Linked DNA regions of Homo sapiens: regions 1 and 2 are each linked to region 3. A link is a loop called in an ENCODE intact Hi-C map of the cell type or tissue named here. Cell type or tissue: heart left ventricle. All regions are shown on one strand.

What was found. Peaks named below come from ENCODE experiments on the same cell type or tissue, not always from the same donor. Only the 100,000 strongest peaks of a DNase experiment are listed, where the experiment ranks them.
Region 1: it touches region 3 in a loop (7-fold over the local background); 56 of 110 quality-filtered maps call a loop at or near these places.
Region 2: it touches region 3 in a loop (4-fold over the local background); 28 of 110 quality-filtered maps call a loop at or near these places.

What each region holds. Positions count from the first base shown.
Region 1 is chr2:44,240,639-44,248,638 of GRCh38, reverse strand. It overlaps a transcript of PPM1B not described here. Among named protein-coding and RNA genes, the nearest start is that of SLC3A1, 31 kb to the left of the region's middle. In heart left ventricle, a CTCF peak has its summit at 4,407 (motif pointing left); a DNase peak (open chromatin) is centred at 4,358; H3K4me3 peaks cover 673 bases.
Region 2 is chr2:44,339,144-44,347,143 of GRCh38, reverse strand. PREPL (prolyl endopeptidase like) reads left to right here. Exons shown (of 14, transcript NM_001171613.2): 2 at 754-876; 3 at 2,558-2,624; 4 at 3,193-3,399; 5 at 4,592-4,727; 6 at 7,781-7,997. The coding sequence starts at 802. Among named protein-coding and RNA genes, the nearest start is that of PREPL, 18 kb to the left of the region's middle. In heart left ventricle, a CTCF peak has its summit at 4,075; no DNase peak of the experiment used is centred here.
Region 3 is chr2:44,083,737-44,091,736 of GRCh38, reverse strand. No RefSeq gene overlaps it. Among named protein-coding and RNA genes, the nearest start is that of PPM1B-DT, 81 kb to the left of the region's middle. In heart left ventricle, a CTCF peak has its summit at 4,371 (motif pointing left); a DNase peak (open chromatin) is centred at 4,386; H3K4me3 peaks cover 1,088 bases; H3K27ac peaks cover 805 bases.

The DNA of each region.
Region 1 (8,000 bases), 160 kb before region 3:
TGCACATGTACCCTAGAACTTAAGTGTAATTAAAAAAAAAGAAAAAAAGAAACTCCAAAACTTTTCCCAACATGATTATGTCATTATGCTTCCACCAGTAATGCCAACAGTTCTGGTTGTTACAAACCTTCGCCAACATATGGTATTATCAGTCTTTTTAATCTTAGTAATTCTGGTGGGTGCGTGGAGTATCTCATTTTTGAAGTTTGTGTTTGAATCATTCGTTTTCTCTGTCCACAGTGCCTTAATATGTATGCCTCATCTCTCCGAAGTGGTGGACCCTGTTTACCTGCTCTGGAGAATGGCTGCCTGTGGCAGACACAGGAGTTGCTCTCACACTGTGCTTCCTGTCTTCCATAGTAACTGAGTTGTAGCTGCGATGCAGCTACTAACCAGGAATAGTTTCTCAGCCCCACACCTTGCACCTACAGCTAAGTGTGGCCATGTTCTCATCAACGAAGTGCGAATAGCAACAAAGTGCACCACCTTCAGGTTGAGGCTTTGAAGAAGCAGGGGTACCCTTCCCTTGCTCTCTTTCCCCTTGTGCTGGTGGGATATATATAACAATAAGGCCCTGGGTGATAGTAGCCACCAGATGCAAAATGCCTCAAACCTGAGTCACCACATGGAAGAGAAGAAGCCTCTGACCTGGAACACCTAGCCTGGTCTATAGATGAACAAGAAATAAACTTCTGTTATGTTTGAACATTACAGATTTGGTTCTGTTATAGCAAGTTAGCTTACCCTGACTAAACTGTTGCCTGTCTCTTGGAAGGTGTGCCCTCCTTCCCTGAAAGTGACTTTTTCATACATGTAATTTATATTTTAATCCATATTCTCCGAAGCATATCCACATCTATTCAACTGTTTCCATGTTTTCCACCAACAGAAACCTCATATAAATAAATATATATGAAGGTTTATTGCATTATTCAAGGTTCTTTAAAATTTTATTGAAGTATAGCATATATACCGAAATGTGCACAAAAATATACACTATCTATATACACATTATAAATAACACATATATCTGCAGAAATTTACAATGCTATCTACATCTGGGGCATTCCCTTCCTTTCTACTTTTTCTCATTTGCTATTTTTTCAGCCTGGTGACTGAGGAAGTCAAGAGAATAAGAGTTGTAGAAGGACATACTGAGTGTGTCACAGGCCCTTCCAAAAAGGCTGAACTCCAGCCTAGGAAACCAAAACTGGTCCTTTAAGATTGCTCAGATGCTGCTTAATTCCTGTGCCACAGTCCTACAGTGTCGCCTTTTTCCATTGTTCTTTTTTTTTTTTTATTTTTTTTATTTAAGAAAGAGGATATATATCAGGTAGGGGAGAATGTAGGGTGCAGAGCTACCTCGTCTCCTCTCCCAGAGGAATTCAAGGCTCCAGGGCTGCTGCTGGCCCATGTGGCAGATTTGGTAAATTGGAAAAACCACTTCCAAAAAAAGCACTTTTTTTGCAAGTCATGTTACTTCCACCTGTCAGGTATTTGTTGCAATATAACTATACTAGTTTCATTAGAATTAGAACACTTTCCTGCCACTTGCTGGAGAGTGGTTGCAACATCTAAGTCCACGTGTCTGTGATGCGACTGGTGTCTGTGGATGAGGCACTGTTCTACCTTAACCAACCTACACTGCTACAGTTGGCCTTCAGGTTGCAGAGCAACTTGTAGTTTTGATTTTTTTCAATGCATCAGGGATATTTTTAAAAATATTTTAATTGAAGTATAACATACATACAGAATAAAAAGGCAGAGGTACCTAAAAATAATAAAACAACAATAAAAACAAAACCAAGAAATCAGCAGTTACACAGGAAGAATTGTAACAAGCTCAGGATTTTTAAAATGCATAAATGATGCAAGCAATACCACAAGCAAAAACCAACACCAAAAATTTGCAAGGACCTAGAGGAATAGGTCAAAGTGAAGCCTCCGCTTAAGCTGGGTTATATGCAAGTGACTTCTGCAAAGAATGTAAAATCCTATGATATCCTTGTAGATAAACTGGAGAAATATGAGCAGATAAGTGGATCAGTACATTGCTGAAATTCTTACCTAATGGGTGTTGAGTAAAAGATTGGTCAATTTGCATCCTACTGAAGAGAAGTTTCTGAGGCCTCCCACAGGGCCTCAGTACTTGGACCTGTTTCATTCAGTATGGGAGGTTTATGTATGAAATTTTGGAGTTACTGGAAAGAAGAAGATAGCTAACATATCTTAGATAAATCCACAACCAACTCAAAAGGTTAATAAATTTTACCCAAGAAAACTTAATAGGAACAAATAAAGGTCCTGCAAAATAGGTTAACCAAAACACCAACCAAAAATAAGCTCGAAGGACTCAAACAGTATCATGCAGTTGCCAGAAAATCTAGTTCAATATTTCGGTGTTAAATAGAAGAACAGAAAAGTATTAATGAGAATAAAGGAGGAGACAGTTCTGCTACCCATAAATGTTCAGTTCTGGGTTGCATACTTTAAGAATGATCAAGAAAATGAGAGCACATTGGGAGAAAAGGGTCCTGGATGGTGAATACAGTTGGCGTTAGGATATATAATGGTAATCAATGAAATAATGGGGGACAGAAAAGAGAATATGCTGGAAGTCATCCTAATAGGTGGGGTTAAATTTTGGCCCTATCAACCTAAAATAATCAAAAAGGTCAGAATCTAATTTAAACAGATAATTCAAGCGCAGAGTTTGAGGACAGCCCACCCAGGAGCACCAGCTCCAAAGGAATGGAGTCAGCGTGCTGAAGGAAGGAAGCTCAAGGTTTCATTTCCATAGGCAGAGACAGGAGTTTTTGGCAGGATTGCAACATTTTTCATACAAGGTTGGCACATAGTTACAGCAATTTGGTTACAGGCAGTGTTTCTCTTGGGAAAGGTACACTGAACACCTTTTACAGAGGGTGTAGTCATGGGTTTTCTGTCATCTGATCTAAGTGAAGCAGGACAACAAAGGAGAAGTTAATCTATAACAAAGGTCATTAATTAAGAAGGCAGGTGGTTTTTGTACCTGATGTAGTTTTATTCTCTCTAGTCATTGTACAGAACAGGAAGAATAATCAGGGAAATAAAAAGTTGTTAGCATATGTGACTCAGATCAACTACATCTCTCTCAAGGCTTAGTGTTTTTTGTGGGTTCCAGGAGCTTTTAAATACTTATTTTCATAGCCCCGAGGGTTAATAAGACAACTGAGGAGAAGAAGCAGAGATGCAACACGACAGGCAGAGCTGATCAAAGATGGAAATGAACTCATTCCTGACACTCACACTAGAGGCTGCTGAAAGATCATCTGGCATTCAGGGTTTTCTCAGCTTTGAGATTTTATAACTATATAGTTAGAGATCTGCCCAGCTATAAAATGTATTACTCTATCTTTGAAGCACACACAAATGACAAATCTTCAGAACTACTGTTAAAACTTCTGGGGACACAAAACCACAAATCATTCAAAGAGTTTGCTTTATTGGCTGTTCTCAAATGGGCAAGCAGCTGTGTGTGTGTGTTTTTGGTGTGAAAGCGCCTAGAAAATGTAGTTTATTTTGGCATATTTTTTCTAGTGTTAAAGCAATCAGCATGGATACGTAAATTGTTGATAGTGAAAGACATTTCATTAGTTTAGTATTGTACACTGTTACACCGCTATAGGAAAAATTCTGTCTCAACTGCCAGATTCACGTGTCCCGCCCTAAAAAAGCCAAAAGCCCTAAAAATACATGTGTATATGTATATATATACACATAGATACACACACACACACTATATATGTGTGTGTGTGTGTATATATATATATATATATCTCAAGTAATTATACACTTCTAAATATAGATACTGGAAGTCACTAAAGTAAAAAAAAAAAAAGGTCTAATATATAAGAGTTATTCAGATTTGTATTCGCGTAGAACAAGCCAGTTCCTTTCATATTAACTATGCACACCACCTCCTTTCAGAAGAGATCTGGGAATGATAAAAACCAGTCGGAAGACGGTCTTAACCGTTTAGAAATCCAGTAACTTCCGATTTAAATGGTGCTTTTAGGAGAAGGAAAACAACGCCAGATTAAAGCCTGCCTTTAACCATAAGAGTCCCTGGAATCAAACCAAAAGTGCTGCCAAGAAGCCACAGGTGTTTATCACATGGACAGGAAAAAATATGATTTTGAAGGGCACAGTGACAGTCCTTCTCTGTCTCCACTAATGGGTTATAAGATTAAAGGTTAACAGCAGTACAAATACTATAATTATATAATGCTGGGTTTATTTTTCGTTCGGGTTTACAAAAAAACCTTTTTGTCCGCGTGCTTCTGAGTGCTTGGAAGGTCTGCCAGCCACTGCCTTTCTTGTCACCAGAGCTCTCAGCAGGTTTACAGATGGACGTGCCCAAGACTGCCATCTGGTGGATATGATAGAAATTGAAATATATATATATATATGGTTTTTTTTTTTCTTGCAGGATTGGGGTTGGTAAGTAAATAAAACTAGTTGTCTAAGAAGGTATACATTTAAAATATACTGAGGAGGGGGGTTCACTCATCACAGCAATAAGAAATATAAAATAACAAGGAATTAATTTAAGAACGGTGTAGATCATATGGAGAAAATTACAAAACTGTACTGGGGACATTAAAAACACTTGTATAAATAGAAAGATGTAGCATCTTCCTGGTGGAACTCACCTTGGCTAAAGATACCAATGACCCCTACATTAATCTACACATACAACAATTCAATCAACACATTAATGAGATTTTTATTTGGCAGGGATATCTTGGCCAAGTTATTGAAAAATTCATCTGGAAAAATAAACACATTCAATTTTTGTAAATGTAGAATAATAAGGGGCATTTTCCCTATCAGATAATAAAATGTATAGTAAAACTATGATAATTAAGATGACATGGTACTGACACACAACACAAAACGATAAAATAGAATGCTTATAAAAATACAAGCATATACATGAATATGTCATAAAGGACAACTTCAAATAATGAGAAAAGATTGGCTTATGTAACAGCTGGTATAAAGGGATAATGGAAAAATCTATAGGAAAATGTTATATTAGATTTTTACCTCAGAAATAAGTTCCAGTTGTATTAAAGTACAAATATTCAAAAGGCCAATGTCTTAAAATATATGTAAATATTTACTTAGGATATAAAAAATTGTCTTTGTATGCAACTGAAGGTTGATGAAACTGTTAAAGAAAATTCTGAAAATTTTGAATGTAAAAGTATGACACTTGTTGAAACATATCAAATTTAACACAAAAGCTCTTTGTAGTTTACTGTATGTAAATTTTCAATTCTTTTAAAGTAAAATAAAACAAAATAAATCCTATTTGATTTAAAAGTGTATATGAAGGGTAAAAGGGAATATTTTTGACCAAGGAGAGCTCTCTTATACTCTTCAGCTCTGAGCATCTTAGCCCTCTCTCTAGTACCGCTCCAATCATAGTGAGTAGAAAGCCCTTATTCTGCCTGTAGGAAAAGCTGGCATCGAAACAAAAAGTTATTGTGTAAGAAAAAGCTCAGAAGTTGCATGATGTGATTTTTTTGGGGGGGAAATCCCTATGAGGTTGAGATTGTGTTTTTTTCAAAAATTAGGTCATTTCAGTATGGCTAGATGTCCTTTGGTCTTAGTCCAATCTGTGAATATCTTTCCTTAAAAACAACAACAACAAACCATACACAGTATTACAGTATTGAAAGGCAAATGGCGAACTCAGGAAAATAATCCATGACATAGGTAACAGAATAATGGTTAAAATCCTACATGTATAAAGAGCTCTCACAAATCAAGAAAAATTATAAATATGTAAACAGAATATCCTTTAATGTTAAGAAAAAATGCTGCCAATTAACATGTGTGAGCAGGCTTACAATAAAAGAATAAGCAAATATGAGAAAAACATTTTCACTCACTAGTAATCAAATAATTGGGAATTAAATCAAGAAAATGTAGGTTACAATATTTTACCCAGCAGCTTGGCAATGTGCAACACTGGTAAGAAAGTGAAAAACATAGCTACTCTTGTATACTATTAAGATTGTAAATGTGTACCCTCTTCCTGAAAGGCAATTTAGGACACTGAATTTTGTTTCTGTATTTTATTTAACTCAAGATTTTATGAAAAATTCAAACATATGGAAAATTAGAGAAAAATACAACAATTTTACCTATTGCCCAGATTTCACATTTTGACATCTTTACCTTTTTTAAGGAGAAAATAAAAAGCTCCTTTTCCCAATATCTTTAAAAAAGTAACCACTGTTCTAAAGTTAATGTGTATTATTTTCATGTGTGTTTTATATGTACATACTACTATCCATAAATTGTACCTATCATATTTCATCAACTCTAAGATTCCATTATTTTACGTACCATTCTTTTATATGTTAAGAAAAAATGCTGCCAATTAAACTACGAAATAATGTTTTGTTAACATTTAAGATTATTTTCTGGCCAGGCGTGGTGGCTCACGCCTGTAATCCCAGCACTTTGGGAGGCCGAGGTGGGTGGATCACAAGGTCAGGAGATCGAGACCATCTTGGCTAACACTGTGAAACCCCGTCTCTACTAAAAATACAAAAAATTAGCCGGGCGTGGTGGCAGGTGCCTGTACTCCCAGCTACTCGGAAGGCTGGGGCAGGAGAATGGCGTGAACCTGGGAGGCGGAGCTCGCAGTGAGCTGAGATCGCGCCACTGCTCTCCAGCCTGGACGAGAGTGCGAGACTCCGTCTCAAAAAAAAAAAAAAAAAAAGATTATTTTCTAATACTTATTATAACAGGTTTTTAGGACAGATCTTTTTTTAATCTTACATATGCTATTATTTCTGTGTTATATGCCAAATCATAATATAATCATTTTGAAGACATTTTATGTTTTGAGACAGGGTCTTGCTCTGTCATCCAAGCTGGAGTGCAGTGACATGATCTCAGCTCACTGAAGCCTCTGCCTCCTGGATTCAAGCGATTCTCCTGCCTCAGCCTCCCAGGTAGCTGGGATTACAGGTGCACACCACCACGCCTGGCTAATTTTTGTATTTTTAGTAGAGATGGGGTTTCACCATGCTGGCCAGGCTGGTCTCGAACTCTTGACCTCAAGTGATCTCTCCAGGTGGCCCTCCCATAGTGCCGGGATTACAGGTGTGAGCCACCGAGCCTGGCCTTGAAGACATTTTAAACAGCACTTAAATATTAACACATGTATTCCCGACACAGTACAAAACCCAATTGTGAATTGAGATATGACCAAGCTGGTGCAACTATGCCATGATGGCTGCCTTAGTCAAAGACAATTGTTAAGATGCTTCCTGGCCGGGCACGGTGGCTCACACCTGTAATCCCAGCACTTTGGGAGGCCAAGGGGGGCGGATCACCTGAGGTCGGGAGTTCGAGACCAGCCTGGCCAACATGGAGAAACCCCCACCCTACTGAAAATACAAAATCAGCCGGGCGTGGTGACGCATTCCTGTAATCCCAGCTACTTGGGACGCTGAGGCAGGAGAATCACTTGAACCCGGGAGGCGGAAGTTGCAGTGAGCCAAGATCGCGCCATTGCACTGCAGCCTGGGCGACAAGAGTGAAACTCCGTCTCAAAAAAAAAAAAAATAAAAATAAAGATGCTTCCCAATTTCAAAGAAATTAAAATATGAAGTGTTTTGGAATTAATTTTGGAGACAAATTTACATACAAGACATCCCCTTATAACTTGCTTTCTCTCAGCATCATGTTTTCAAAGTATTAAGAGACAGCTCACTGCGTAAGGAAGCCAACAGCACCTGGCTGCTGCTGGAGCTCGGGACTCTCTTAGCTTAGCGCTCCCTCCATTTTACTGAGCCACCCCAGAAAACGCTGTTTCATGCTAATGGGTACTAGTAGGCTAAGGAGTTATTCCTTCTTGGGAACATCTGCCTTAAATCAGGAAAATTGTCTTTTCAAAGGCCCAGGAATTCACATATCATCTGGGACCAGGGTGA
Region 2 (8,000 bases), 260 kb before region 3:
GCCCAGGCTGGTCTTGAGCTCCTGGGCTCAAGTGATCCATTCTCCTTGGCCTCCCAAAATGCTGGGGTTACAGGCATGAGCCACTGCGCCTCGCCAGTTTACTTTTTGATGTGATAAACAGTTCTGTTTTGGGGCTTAGTTATTCCCACAAGAAAAGAAAATTATATCCCTTGGTTCTCAGACCCATTTAAATTTAAAAAATTTAAAAAGTAAAAAATTATAGTTAATGAAGTAGGGAAATATTTCTTATCACTCTGGCTGTGAATAAAATAATAGTGAACATTTATTAGTAGTGATAATGTCTTCCACTTCTTTGATATTTCCCTTCTTTTAGGAAGTACTTCAGTACTTCCTAAACGCGAAAGATTTTTTTCTCTACCTGATTTTCCTATTAAATATGTAAAAGTTCATGGAATTTTATTTTCTCCTTAATTGTGTATAAATTTTCCCCATAGTATTTCTGAACATTCTTCTGAGCTTCTTAGTATTCCTGCTTCTTAAGGACTTATTCATCTAAAATAATAGTATAACCATCAAATGTCTATCTTACTTTGTTTACTTTTTTTAACGAAAAAGATCATTTTATTGATGAGCCTAGGAAAGAACATTTACAATCTGTGAAATACCTACTATTTAATCTTATTTCTTTTTTGTACAACGTTAAGTCTACGGTATAGACCTACTTATCTTTAAAAAGCAAAAGTTTTTTTTCCCTAGTTTGAAATATTTTGATCATAACAAAACTTTTTCCAGGATCTTCAGCCTGTTAAACAAGAAAACGAAAAACCCCTTCCAGAAAACATGGATGCATTTGAAAAAGTGAGAACAAAATTAGAAACACAGCCACAAGAAGAATATGAAATCATCAATGTGGAAGTAAGATATCTCATGTCTTTAAAAAAAAATTTTTGATATTACCAATCAAGATGCAAATGAGATACTTGGTGATTTAGAGACATAGTCCACATCAAGATTATACTGCTTTTGGCCTTTAAAATATGCTGAAAAACTTAAAAAGCAAAGATTTCAGAGATTGTGATCACAGAATGTGATCCTTTACATCTTTTAATAAATGTAAAGATCGAAAGTAAGATGAATTTTCAACTGTAATATATTAATTCTGGTTTTTGCAAACAATCAGTTCCGATTTAAAAAAAAAAAATTTCAAGAGACAGGGTCTCACTGTGTTGCCCTGGCTGATCTTGAACTCCTGGGCTCAAGCAACCCTCCCACCTCAGCCTCCCAAAGTGCTGAGATTATAGGTGTGAGCCACCATGCCCAGCACTGATTTAAAAATTTTTTAATCATTCTAAGGAGAAGTTCAAATGAAAGTAGTTCATACTTTGTTATTATTTGAAAATTACTTGATTGTTTTGTCTAAATTTTTTAATAAAAGGAATTCACTTTAAGTAGTATAATACCATGAAAGCCAAGTATCTGTTTAACCATTTTATGGTTATCACAGTCATAAATAGTCAGTCGAAATGAATTGAGGGCTGTGCGTGCAGTGGCTCACGCCTGTAATCCCAGCACTTTGGGAGGTCAAGGTGGGCAGATCACCTGAGGTCAAGAGTTCAAGACCAGCCTAGCCAACATGGTGAAACCCCATCTCTACTAAAAATACAAAAATTAGGCATGGTGGCAGGCGCCTGTAGTCCCAGCCACTCAGGAGGCCGAGGCAGGAGAATCACTTGAACTCAGGATGCAGAGGTTGCCCTGAGCCAAGATTGCACCACTGCACTCCAGCCTGGGTGACAGAGCAAGACTCTGTCTCAAAAAAAAAAGAAAAAATGAATTGAATTTTTCAATAAGATTGGAAAATTGAACCGCAATAGGTGAAAATCACATACATAGTAGAGTGGAAATAGTAGGTTAAGAATAAGGATCTCCAGATTCAAATTACGCCACCAACTAACAGATAATAAACGTAAGCCACTGAAATCATATCAACCAATCAATTACATTTAATATGTAGGCATTAGACAAGAACACTATTTATATTTGGGTAATATTAATTCTCTCAATTTCAAATTGTATTTGTCACCCTACAGCAGGTGAAATAGTTTGTGTTAAGTCAAGACTGTGTATAGTTGTTGGTGACAGCATATTTTAAAGGAAGGAGTCTCAGAAAGTTATAGACTGGGTTTTCAGGCTAGTCTGAGCCACAGTTTCCTCATCTGCATCATTTTGGATTGTCTTAAAGATGCCACTTGATTTCTGTTAATTGACTCCCACTGTACAGGTATCAGATGTTTCTAAAATGTAGCAGAAGTGGTTTGTACAGTTGTGAGAACTGACAGATTTTGTTATACCTTTTCTTTATTGCCTCTTGTATTTATGTATTAAAAACCCCTCTAGTGGTTATGAACATACGAAAACCATATCTTATCAACTACATTGTAAAAATGGTCAATTTTATATTTCATATGTGTTCATTCATATACTTCAACAGGTCTGTTTTTTATAAGAGTCTTCATTTCATCTTCATCTTGAATAGTCAGACTATGAAAAGGTTAATTAAATTATTATTAAGTAAACTGCATGTTTCTTTTGTCAGGTTAAACATGGTGGTTTTGTTTATTACCAAGAAGGTTGTTGCTTGGTTCGTTCCAAAGATGAAGAAGGTACACCACAATTTTTCTTTTTACGTGCTCTAATTTTCAGATTTCATATTTTTTATAGGAAATTTATTAATTTCTCAAAGATAGAGAAAAGATTTTTTTAAAGATTATTTCTGAATTTTTTTTTAATGACTAGTTTTTAATATCTGGGTTTGTGTAAGATATAGTTAGACTCAGAAGCTTTGGCAGGGAGAATGGAGACGGCATCCAGCATTTTTTGAGCATCTGCTGTGTCTTGGGTACTATGCTAGGCACTTGGCATATATTGTTGATTGTCATTTATATTCACTTACTTTCTAGGTTCTGTATGGTCTGTAAATACTAAACTAGACTATAACAATATCAAATAATGTCTCATAGGTTGATGCACAGAATAGTATTGAATAGTATAAGGTAATATTAAATAACTTATTGTCAGTTGATGTGCAAGTTAAGCTGCCATCATTGTTGAAAGAAGCTAGGATATGGCCTCTTACAGAATGGGAATTCTAATTTAAAACATTAAAATACAGTTTTAATTTTTTAAAGTACATCCTTTGAAGTTATCACTTTCGTATTTTTCTTTATACAGCAGACAATGATAATTATGAAGTTTTATTCAATTTGGAGGAACTTAAGTTAGACCAGCCCTTCATTGATTGTATCAGAGTTGCTCCAGATGAAAAATATGTGGCTGCCAAGATAAGAACTGAAGATTCTGAAGCATCTACCTGTGTAATTATAAAGCTCAGCGATCAGCCCGTAATGGAAGCTTCTTTCCCGAATGTGTCCAGTTTTGGTAAGCCACCAACCAAAATAGTCCTCTGTGTTGAAAGGCAACGGTAACACTTTTGAAACATTTTTTTGTCGCATGTGAGGGAGGGAGAAGGTGAATGCCTGATTCATGTATCCCTATGGACTATACATCTTCCTATGTACCTCTTATTCAGGAGACCTTCCCTTATTTAATTATATATCTAGATGGGTAATTTTAAAATACTCATGTTTTTAAAAGTGTTATAATTAGAGTCCATGTCATACAATATGTTTTGATTTATCAGAATTATTTGCCAAATTATTATCTAGAATAAATTTTTACACGTAAGTTGCATCTTAATATTTTATTCAACTTTAAGCTTGAATGTATTTTTTTAATTTCATGTTATCTTATAGAGCTGTTACAGCATAAAGTCACTACCAAAGAACTTGGTATGTGTTGAACTAACCTGTTTATCAATGGAAGCTGTGACATTTTTAGTAATAGAACTAACTTTAAATTTATCATTGAGTGGTACATATGTTACATTTTGTCCTCCCTTTTCATTTTCAGCCATCATTTTCTCCATTGTTTAACTAAATGTTGTTGCAGTGAATTGAAATTATACCCTAACTATTGAATTCTAAGACATATATTTTGTACATTTTATAACCTTTAAAATCATGGTGCATATTATACAATGATGACTTACAATCACTGTCAGCCAGGTGGCAGTCATGGTGTAATTGTGTGCAAACTTCTGTTGACAGCTTCTGGTGGGATCAAGAATCAGCATTAAATTGTGTTTGGTAGTTGGAGATATCCTGTGGCTTGAAAGCAGACAGAGAAGGTTTACACATGAGAGAAAGATGCAATATTCCTTCAGACTTACAGTTTCAAGTTGTAGATTGAGACGGAATTCACCTCCTAAAAGCAAATGTGACTTTACCAATGTCTTTCCTAAATATTGAGCATTTAGCTCTTATTTAGAAACCTGAGTACCCTGAGACTGATAACTACTTGAAACCTTGGAATGGTGTAGTAGTGGTTTATTCTCAGGAAAGCTCTCTGGCTTATATACAGCACAGATTAGATACAGTCAAATATTTAGATTTCCAGGGATAAACTTGCACATGTTCTCACTGGCATTCAAAATTAGAATGTGCTGTGCTTTTTTTTTTTTTTTAATGGAGTGTAGGTGATTATGTATAATTATCTCATTATTTTCTTTCAGAATGGGTAAAGGACGAGGAAGATGAAGATGTTTTATTCTACACCTTCCAGAGGAACCTTCGCTGTCATGACGTATATCGAGCCACTTTTGGTGATAACAAACGTAATGAACGCTTTTACACAGAAAAAGACCCAAGGTACTAGAATAATATAATTAAATCTTTCTCTCCAGAACCTTCCTCCAGTTATTTAAAGTACTGACTTTGGTTGACTTAAAACGTTTATTTTGGTTGGAACCAGGAATAATAAGGCTAAAACGATCATTCTTTTATTAGTTGTTTGTATTCAAAATTGGAGTCTGGTAATATTCAAAATCAGAGTAAATACAGATATATCACTAATATTTTATTAAAAACTGAAATTGATTTTGTGAATTACAACATAGTTCATTCATGTAAATTCATAAAGATGACCTAGAACTGCTAGATTGTGAACAGACTGAGTCTGTTTCACCTTTGCATCTTAATTGATAAGCAGGGTGCCAGGTTTGTATAGTGCTATTTAGTCAGTATCTATTGCTTAAATAAATGGTATATACTTAGATAGGTATCTCTCTTTCAAACTAAAACCCCTTGTTCCTGATGATTGTTGAGTACCTTTTAACCATTAAATTCTTAGTAATATATAGAAGAATTTAAAGTATGTGTTGCTACTAAATTATAAATTAAAACTAACTCAAAAATGTATTATTGTGCTAGGTGAAAAAATTAAATATATGCTATGGTTTCAATTGGGTATCAAGGAAAAAAGATGCATTTTTAAAAGATTGAAAGGAAATACACCCAAAGTACTAACAATGGTTTTTTTTTTACTTTTCTTTTTTTCTTTTTGTAATAAGCATTATTATTTTTATAATACATTTTAAATTTAAAAATAATTGTCGATAGAAATAATTGGAAAAAAAGATTAATGTCTAGTTCTTTATATTTCGTATATTCTCTTAGACACATTTTACCCTAGAGCCACTTGTGTTCTCACTTCCTGTAACCACATATCTAACAACTATTTGGTCAAGTAGTTTATTTTTAATTTGTCATCACCAAACTAAGCAAACAAAAATATATAAAAACAGCGAAGAAAGTGTTGAAAATAAAGAGCAAAGTAGGGTAGGGGACTTGCCCTACAATTATATATTAAAGCATATAAAGCAATAACAGTAAAAATAATACAAATTGATAGACAAATAATAGAGCTTAGAATAACTCTAAAACATAGATCCTAGTCTATGTGAAAATTTATATGATAAAAGGCATCACAAACTAATGAAAAATGAATCGGTGTTATTTTATAATGCAATGGGAAATACTATTTGGGAAAAAATAATTTTCATCATTGTATATGTCAGCATACATTCCTAAGAGATTTAAAGAACCCATTGAGAAAAATAATTTTTTAATAAGATGAAAATATAAGCTTTTTAGTCAGCTTGGTTGGAATATTTTTGAAACATAAAATCAATATAAGAAATTACAAAGGGTAGTAGCAGTCTCGATTACGTAAAATATTAAACTCAAGTCAAAAACCACAAAAACTATTGTAAATAGTTAAAATCTAGGTAACAAAATGGAGGAAAGTGTTTTCAACAAAAAGACAAGTTAATGTTCTTAATTTTTTTTTTTTTTTTTTGAAACAGAGTCTCACTCTGTCACCCAGACTGGAGTGCAGTGGCGCAATCTCAGCTCACTGCAACCTCTGCGTCCCAGGTTCAAGTGATTCTTCTACCTCAGCCTCCCAAGTAGCTGGGATTACAGGCACCTGCCACCATGCCTGGCTAATTTTTGTATTTTTTGTGGAGACGGGGTTTCACCATGTTGGCCAGGGTGGTCTTGAACTCCTGATCTCAGGTGATCTGCCAGCTTTGGCCTCCCAGAGTGCTGGGATTACAGTTGTGAGCCACTGTGCCCAGCCAATATTCTTAATTTTTAAAGAGCTATTTACATACTAATAATTTAAGCTACATTCAAAGTTTAAAATAGACACACATTTCACAAAAGAAATAACGATTGACAAATAAACATGGTAATGTGATCCAATACAGAAGAAATTTTACCAAACTATAAGCAGTTGTTATTTGGGGGCATTGGGATTCTTTACGTTTTTCAGTAGTTTCAGTATAAATTACTTTTATAATAAGGAAAAATATAAATATAACATTTAAAGCCACTCATTATGTTAGTATAGTGCTTCTAGGATATTATTTGATTATATTCATCAAGTCATAAAAATACACTTATTAAATTAGTATTTCCATTTCTAAAAATTTGTCTTGGGAAAATAATTGTGAAGATCATGGAAGGGGAAAATATCTTCATGAATATGTTTCTTGTTATATTGTTTATTATAATGAAACATTAAAATCTAAATTTTTAAGAATTATGATATATTAGGTAGCCATTAAACCTGTTATAATATTAGGTAGCCTTTAAAAATAATAATCACAAAGACTTTCAACTCATGTAGGGAGAAAATTGATATATGAAGTAAGAAATACAGAATCAAAAATTGTATCTATAATTACATCTATTTAAAGACACACATGAAATATAAATATAACTTAGAAGGAAAAATTTAAAAAGTAAAATAGCTATGTTAATGTTTTAAATGTGTTACGTTAGTAAGATTGTGAGGGGTTTTCTTCCTATTCTATTTTGTTGTAAAAACTGGGAGAAAGGAAAAAAAAATCCAAAATGCATGCAGAGAAAGAAGAAAATAAAAATAACTCCGTGTCCCTTTTATTCCCTATTTGTGTCTCCTATAGAAAGTTTATTTCCTCTTCTCAGCAAAAAGCTATGTTATCTACTCATGTGATTGAGAAATGACGTTTGTAGTTTACCTTGAAATGCATCCAAATAAAGATGGATTAATAGGTGCATAGATATGTAATAAAGTAAATGTAGCAAAATGTTAGCAATGATGGAATCAAGATGGTTTTTTCAACTTTTCTGTATTTTTGAAAAACATTTATGATAAAATGTTAGAAGTAAATTATTTTGAATGCCCTTTAGGAGAAAATGAGAAAAATAATAGCTAATTGTTAAAGTTACAAGTGATATTCACTAAGGAATTATTTTAATTTCCTATCTGCATTATAAATCAACATGTATACTGACCACCTCTGAGATACTGTCCTTAACAAGGTAGCATGCATCTGAAATAAACTGTGATCTCATGTCTCTCTCTCTCTCTCTAGCTACTTTGTTTTCCTTTATCTTACAAAAGACAGTCGTTTCCTCACCATAAATATTATGAACAAGACTACTTCTGAAGTGTGGTTGATAGATGGCCTGAGCCCTTGGGACCCACCAGTACTTATCCAGAAGCGAATACATGGGGTCCTTTACTATGTTGAACACAGAGATGATGAATTATACATTCTCACTAATGTTGGAGAACCTACAGAATTTAAGGTA
Region 3 (8,000 bases):
AGACAAGCTCAAAAAGAGCTGTTTCCTGTGTTTGCCTCTCCCTTCCCCATCACCTCCCCAGATACTTTCCCCAAACACACACGCACGTGGTGCCCAGTAAAGACAGAGAATGGTGGTACTAAGCTCTTGGGACTGAGCGCTGGCCCTATTCTGATCCTGGCTTGCTCAAGAGAGGACTGATTCTGGTAAAAGCTTGGAAGGTGTTATAGACTGAATATTATTTTCTGGAGACTCTGCAGGACACGGGTAGGAAAGTGTGGGGGTTTCTTCAGTTCCTATCAAGCACTGCCTCTCCTTGTTGACCTTGCCCAAGGAAATGAATAAATCCCATACCCTCCAGCTTCCATTTTCTTCCCTTGTAAAACGAGGATGGCAGTTGACCATAAAAACCCAGAGACAACTGCCATAAACCCCCAGAGCTGCTAGTTGAGACAGATTAGAGACCATTCCGGCACCATCTGCAGTGTTTATCCTTGGCTTACCACCTCTTCCTTCTCCAATTCCTATTAGTCTCATGCATCTAATGGTCACCCAAAGATGGAATTTTCTTCACATTTCCTGAAACACTGTGAAGGCCTGATCAATGAACGAATCTCTGAATCAATGAACAGACACTGCAAGAGCTCCTTGGCATAACACTGAGAAACCTGAAACAGTGGGAGGATGTCTAGGCTTACATGGAAGCCAAAGATGTGTTCACACACACACACACACACACACACACACACACACACACAGAGCGAGAGAGAGGGAGAGAGAGAGGGAGAGAGACAGAGCGCGTCCTGAAGCCCTTCACATGAGAGGGTGTCTTGATTCACCTGTGACTGGTCCTGTACCCTTGAGGAATGCTGCCCACTTAGCGGGGAGGCCTCTGGGCTGCTGCTTTCCTGACTTTCTATTTATATCAGGCCAGACCTGGGCAGGAAACAGATGGCACACTCAAATTGAGTAATTTGAGAAGAGTTGAATAAAGGGGCTATTTACAAAGGTGCAGGCAGGATGTAGGGAAACCACAGGGGTAGTGTAATAAGTAACAGCAACTTGGCCACCCTAGGCCTCAAGGGGTCAGGAGTGGTGCAGTCACCAGAACCTGTAGAGTATGCCCTGCATGTTTAGCAGCACCTGAGAAGAGCTGTGACCATGTGTCAAAGGATACAGCCAGCCCAGAGGTGATCCCCCAGGGCTCCCACACCTTTTCTTCCCTCTGATCTCCTACCTAGGATACCCACTGGCTAAACCCAACTAGAAGCCAAAGAGTAACCAAGCCCATTGATACCGTTAGTGGCATAGGGCAGAGTAGAAAAGAATCACGAGTCGATTTAGAAAGGCAAACTGAAGCATCCAGCATACTAACCTAACTAACACTAACTAACATAACTAACACTAACTAATAGTGTTAATACATAACACTATTTAGAGTGGGGAGGAAGACTGGAGCTCTGGAGCGACTCTGCCCCATTCTTGCCATGTGACTCTGCACAAGTTACTTAACCTCTCTGTGCATCAGTGTCCTCATCTGTAAAGTAGGCCTAACAACACTAACCTCAGAACTGTAGTAAGGATTAATGTTTCATGTATCTCCTTCAGAGATAACATACAGGCCGAGCGCAGTGGCTCATGCCTATAATCCCAGCACTTTGGGAAGCTGAGGCAGGTGGATCACTGGAGGTCAGGAGTTTGAGACCAGCTTGGCCAACGTGGTGAAATCCCATCTCTACTGAAAACACAAAAATTAGCCAGGCATGGTGGCCCGCGCCAGTATTCCCAGCTACTGGGTAGGCTGAGGCAGGAGACTCACTTGAACCCCGGAGGTGGAGGTTGCAGTGAGCCAAGATCATGCCATTGCACTCCAGCCTGGAATACAGAGCAAGACTCTGTCCCCCACTAAAAAAAAAAAAAAAAAATTAAAAATTAAAAGGGACAGAGAACGTAGGTGAAGCACTTAGCATATAGCAGGCACTCTATGAATACTGAATCCTTTCTTGTCTTCCTTGTCTCCTTCCTGTCCTTTCTCTCTTCTTTCGTCCTCTTCCTTCCTTACCTCTCTGAGGTAAATGTGTGGGGATAGGGTCCTACACTTTGTATGTGACACTATTATATGCACTTGATCATATTGCCTGATTGATAGTTGAAAGGCCCTTTCCTTCCTTGGAGGCTTCATAACATCCTGGAAGTAATCCGCCCAGTCTTGGAGCCTACAGCAGTTACTATGGTTTAAAAAGTTCTTGCTGGGGTGGTTGACATGGTCCTATCTCTTCTCATGGGTGGTTACAAGGTTACTAGAATGTTTGCTTTATGCATTTTGAAGCTGTATATTTGTTTTATGCTGTTGTCTGTATTTGTTTTAAATTTAACAATTTAAGAGCTTCAGAAATATTTTCAAAATTTCATATAACCATGAAAAATAAAAACTTTTCATTGTCTGCTTTCTCCTTGTTTTTAAAGTGCCTGCTCCTTCCTCTCTACCTCCCTGTGGTTAGGATGGATCTGAATTATCACCAGGTTCTCAACAAAAGGCCTTTGAAAAGATGATATTATTGGTGACGAGGGGACCTGGGAGCACTTATTTCTTCCTGGTCACATATTTCTTCCTATTCACAGATGCAAGAAACTCAGGCTGGGTCTAAATGCTTTTCCTGAACGTACACCTGGGACAGCTATAGGGGATGCTCCACACCCCTGTACTTTCCTTGCATGGTTCTGTGATGCTTCTTAACTTTTGCCAAAATCCCTGCCCTTCAATGTCCAGTTTGATCTCTGAGCAAGTGGCTTCCTCTCTTCTCTTTCAGCCTCTCTCAGCCTCCTTAGAGGTCCGAGTGCCTGTAGTGTGGGACTCCTGTTCTCTGCCAAGCAGCTCTCCCACTGTTTCCAGGTTCTGTCCTCAACACTACTTTTAAGCAGATGCCACAGCAGAGTGGAGAAATGCTTTTCAAAGCCATTCACTTGGCATTCTCCCTTTCTATTGCAATGTAATGTCTCTCTCCATCCTTCTTTCATCCTGTGCTTTACCAAGGGAACAAAAAGCTCCCCATGTCTATACACTCATCAAGACTCAAAGTTCCACAGTGGCAGGAATGGTATCTTTCCATGTTTTCATAAGCTAAATTGCCTGTCTGAGTAGTTGACGCAGAATAGGAGCTCAAGAAATGGTTGTTGAATTGAACTGAATCGAATTTTCCTTCTCTTCTTGCCTGCATGAAAACCATCTATCTCTTCAGCCTAGCCTGATCACTCCAGTGGACTGCAAACTAGGAAGAGCGCTTTTGCCCTTTCTGGGAGTTGGTATTCATATGGCAGCTGCAGCAGCATGTAAAAAGGTGGAATGGGAGGTAGAGAGGAAGGAGCAGGCACTTTAAAAACTTCTAAGGCTCATTTGTTTTTAACATTATAGCTTTTCTCTTTCTTCTCCTTAGCATAAGACGCTTCTGCTGTCTTGTAAAGGATCTCACAGCTGATCCTTTTTGCTTGTATTTGCTTATTTTGCCTCTGGAACAGTCGGAGACAAACTCCCAGCTCCTTCCATTCCCCACCCACCAAACCTGGCGCTGGAAGAGCAGGCGTCCCGGTGCTTTTGATGCTTTTACTTTTGCTAAAACTAGGCAGGGCCTGGAGATGAGAGAGTGAGCTCGGTCATTCAGCTGCTGTGTGCCTCACCTTTCCTCATCCGCAGCTGGGTAGCTAGGAGTGACCCGTAAGAAATAGTGTGTGCTTGCTACTGTTGGGATGAAAAGTTCCAGTGTGTGAAACGTGTGATTTATGGCTCTGAGGCATTCAGACCCAATTCCTGGGTGAGAGCATCCAAAGCAGGGGCCTCTTGGCCCCTAAGTTACAAGGTGTCTTCCCACGACTAATCAGGACACAATTAGGCCAAATCAGCTGCTTTCCTTCTCCCTCCAAGTTCCAAAGTCCAAAGGCTTTCCTGCTGACTGACTGCAGTGGTTACTTTACAAGGGGAAGGGAAGGTGAAGTAAAAAGGCAGATTCCCTCTGGAGGCTCTCTGCTGGCTCTAAGGATGCCTCCCCAAACACCACTGTAATATCTACCCTTTCTTCTCTCCCCAGTTAATGCCACCCTCATTCAGGCTCCAAAACTCAAGTGACCCTAAAAAGCCCATAGCATGGAGCCACTGGTAGCACCCTTATCTCCTGAAGATGAAACTACAAGTGTTTGCAAATAAATACTCCCCGCAGCAATATGTATCAAGAAGGACATCGTACTTGTCCGAACGCCCAGTAGGAGGGCCTTTTGCCCAAATGAATGGGAAATCATTGGCCCAATTAACATCCTGTGATCTTAGATCTAAAAATGACCCGGAGCCGGGTAAACAAGGTGACGTCAGCGGACTGGGCAGTGAACGGCTCTCTACTGCCACCTCGAGGAGAGTGTCCTCAATGGCGCGGCGGCTCCGGGCCCAGGGGAAGCGGACCTGGGACGGCTGGAAGGGAACTGGGGGAGAACTGGCCGGCGCTGGAAAGGCGCGGGGAAGGGAAGAAACCCACAGAGGGGCAAGAAGCTCCTCCGTGACCTCAGCTAGAGGAAAACGAGGGCTGCGTAATCCGGGCCATTGGGCGTTACTGCGCTGTCCCGTCTGGCTTCTGATTCCTGGGAGCCTTCTTTTTATAAAAGGAGTCAGACACCGTGAACTCTTGCCAGAATAACTTCTAGCTAAAACTGGGCGGGGACACAATCCTCAAGGCTGGGCACCCTTAATGAAAGCAGTTCCCAGATTTCCAGTCCTGGAGGGAGAAGCAGTGGCATGGCCAGGCTAATCGCAGAGGGCTACAAGATTTGGGGTTTTGCTTCGGGCTTCGCTGGGACTGGGGCGGGGGAGGGAGTGCAGGGGTGGAATAGCCCTAATTTACTTTCCCGTCAGGCTAATGCGAGAAGGAGGCTGCGGAGCTTTCTGCAGGACACAAGCAGCATGCTGGGAGATGCCCCAGAAATGCGCTGGGCCCGGGGTCGGGGAAGGTCAACTGCGCATTATTGCTTTTCCCCTGCAGATGATACACAAAAGGAAAATGAGTTGGTTTTTAACTTGATGAAAACAAACACAAACTCATTTTACTTTTGGATCAGTTTTGCTGCGTTACAAACCACCTCAAAGTGCTGAGAACCAGGTAGGGGAATGGAGGAGGAAGGGTTCTCCTGGCAGAGAGAGCCGCGGGTATGAAAGGTTTTTTCTTGCAGGGGAGAGGGAGGTGAAAGAAGGCGAGTGGTGCTAGAGCGCGGGGGAAAACAGAAGAGCACACTTCCCAGGGGTCAAGTAGGGCCTTGGGAGTCACAAGAGAATTCCTTCTTCATTCTAAAAATAATGGGTTTGGGAAGCCAAAGGTGGAAGGATTGCTTGAGCCCAGGAGTTGAAGACTAGCCTGGGCCACATATTGAGACCCCGTGTCTACTAAAATAAATAAATACATACATACATAATTTAAAGGTTTTTTTTTTTTTTTTTTTTTTGAGACAGAGTTTCACTCTGTCACCCAGGCTGAAGTGCAGTGGCAGGATCTCTGCTCACTGCAACCTCTGCCACTGGGGTTCAAGTGATTCTCCTGCCTCAGCCTCCGGAGTAGCTGGGATTACAGGCGTCCGCCAGCATGTCCGGCTAATTTTTGTATGTTTGGTAGAGACGGGGTTTTGCCATCTTGGCCAGGCTGGTCTCAAACTCCTGACCTCAAGTGATCTGTCCACCTTGGCCTCCCAAAGTGCTGGGATTGCAGGCGTGAGCCACCACGCCTGGCCTAATTTTTGTATTTTTAGTAGAGATGGGGTTTCACTATATTGTCCAGGTTGGTCTCGAACTCCTGACCTCAGGTGATCTACCTGCCTCGGCCTCCTAAATTGCTGGGATTACAGGCGTGAGCCACTGCGCCCAGCCAACTATTTAAGGGCTGTATTGGTGAGAAGGTTTTTTAGCTACATATAACAGAAGACCCAACTAGAAGTGACTTAAACATAAGGATATTTATTATCTCATATAACAAAAAGCAAAAGACAGGTGCTTCCAGAGTAGTTTGGGGTGGTCAATATTGTCATGAAGGATCCTTTTATCTTCACTATCCTTAGCCTATTGGACTTGTCCTTAGGTTTGTTACCTTATGGCCACAAAGTAGCTGCCTCAGTCCCAGGTATCGTATAGACATGACTCCATCTAGCCAAAGAAAGTTAAATTTTTTTTCCTCGCAACTTTTTACAAAGGAGGAAAACCTTTCCCAGAAACCCCCAAACAGACTTGCCCTCAGGCCCTGTTAACAAAAAAAAATTATTTAATGATACTGGTTAAAGCACAGTAAGGAAGACTTTATTCAGGACCATTGTCATAGGTGTAGGGACTACTGAAATGGGATTTTCCAGTGCAAGTGAGATTGAGCTCAACTCTGACAGCAAGGGCCACTGGGAATTTAAGCTAAGAAGCAGGGTTGTGGTTGGGGGGGCAGTGGATGGAAAATTACTAAGAGAAAACATAAGCTGGACACAGTGGCTATCACCTGTAATCCCAGCACTTTGAGAGCCTGAGGTGGGAGGCTTGACGCCAGGAGTTCAAGACTGGCCTGGGCAAGGTAGCAAGACTTCATCTCTACATAAACTAAAAAAATTAGCTGGGCATGGTGGTGCACGCCTGTAGTCCCAGCTGCTCAGGTGGCTGAGGTGGGATGATCGCTTGAGCCCAGAAGTTCAAGGTTACAGTAAACTACAATCGCGTCACTGCACTCCTGACTGGGCAACAGAGTGAGACCCTGAGAATAGAAAGGAAGGGAAGGAAGGGAGGAAGAAAGGAAGGAAAGGAAGAAAGGAAGGAAGAAGGGAGGAAAGAAAGACCAAAAAAAAGGAAAAGAAAAGAAAGAGAGAGAGAAATAAGGAAAGAAAGAAAGGAGAGAGAGAAAGAAGGAAAGAAAGAAAAGAGAGAGAGGAAGGAAGGAAGGGAGGGAGGGAGGGAGGGAGGGAGAGAGAAAGGCATCCGAGTGGGTTAGGGGAAATTCTGGCTAAACTGACCTGACAGGATTCTTGTTGAAGGCAGCCCATGGTTATCAGTTATCATCTGGAAGATGATGGAGAATGAGGAACTCAGTCAGATATTAAAGGCGATCAGACATTGAGAGTGGGATATTCTTGCCAAATTGACTTAGCGGGGTTTTTGCTAAAACTGGATTTTACAAGGAAGTATACAGATGGGCCTAGGAGAAAGTTCAGAAGGCTGACTAGAGTTTGGCCAAGCAGAGAATTTATGTCAGCCTCACTGGCCACAATTAGGTTATGTGCCCAAGGCCTAGTAGAAGGAACTAGGGAGCCTGTCTCATAGAAGGAGTTTTCTGCCAGCAAGGAGGGAGGGAGAGGGAAACGGTCTTTTGGAGAGGCAGCAAAAAGTGTGCACTATGAGGGTGTGGGTTGATATAATCAGATATGCAGTCTGAAACTGTTTCTCTGGCTGCCAATTTCTGCACATTGCACATGCTAGCACCTCTACTGGCTATAGCTGCCGCTATCCTTTTCTGACTAGTTCCTACACACCATCCTTGAGGTCTTAGGTTAAGAATCATTTCTTCCTGGAAGCCACCTCTTACTCCTTCCACACTTGGTTAACTATTCTTTTATTATATTTTTTCCTATTTTTTTTTCCACTCTTGAGACAGAGTATAGCTCTGTCGCCCAGGCTGTAGTGCAGTGGCGCGATCTTGGCTCAGTGCGATCATGGCTCACTGCAATCTCTGCCTCTTTGGTTCAAGTGATTCTCCTGCCTCAGCCTCCCAAGTAGCTGGGATTACAGGCACGTGTATTTTTAGTAGAGACCAGCCTGTATGTTAGCCAGGCTAGTCTCGAACTCCTGACCTCAAGTGATCTGCCCGCCTCGGCCTCCCAAAATGCTAGAATTACAAGAGTGAGCCACCGCGCCCGGCCCTAACTTTTTTTTAAAGAGTCTCTCTATGTTGCCCAGGTTAAAGTATACTGGCTATTCATATGGGTGATCACAGCACATTGCAGTCTCAAATTCCTGGCCTCAGTGT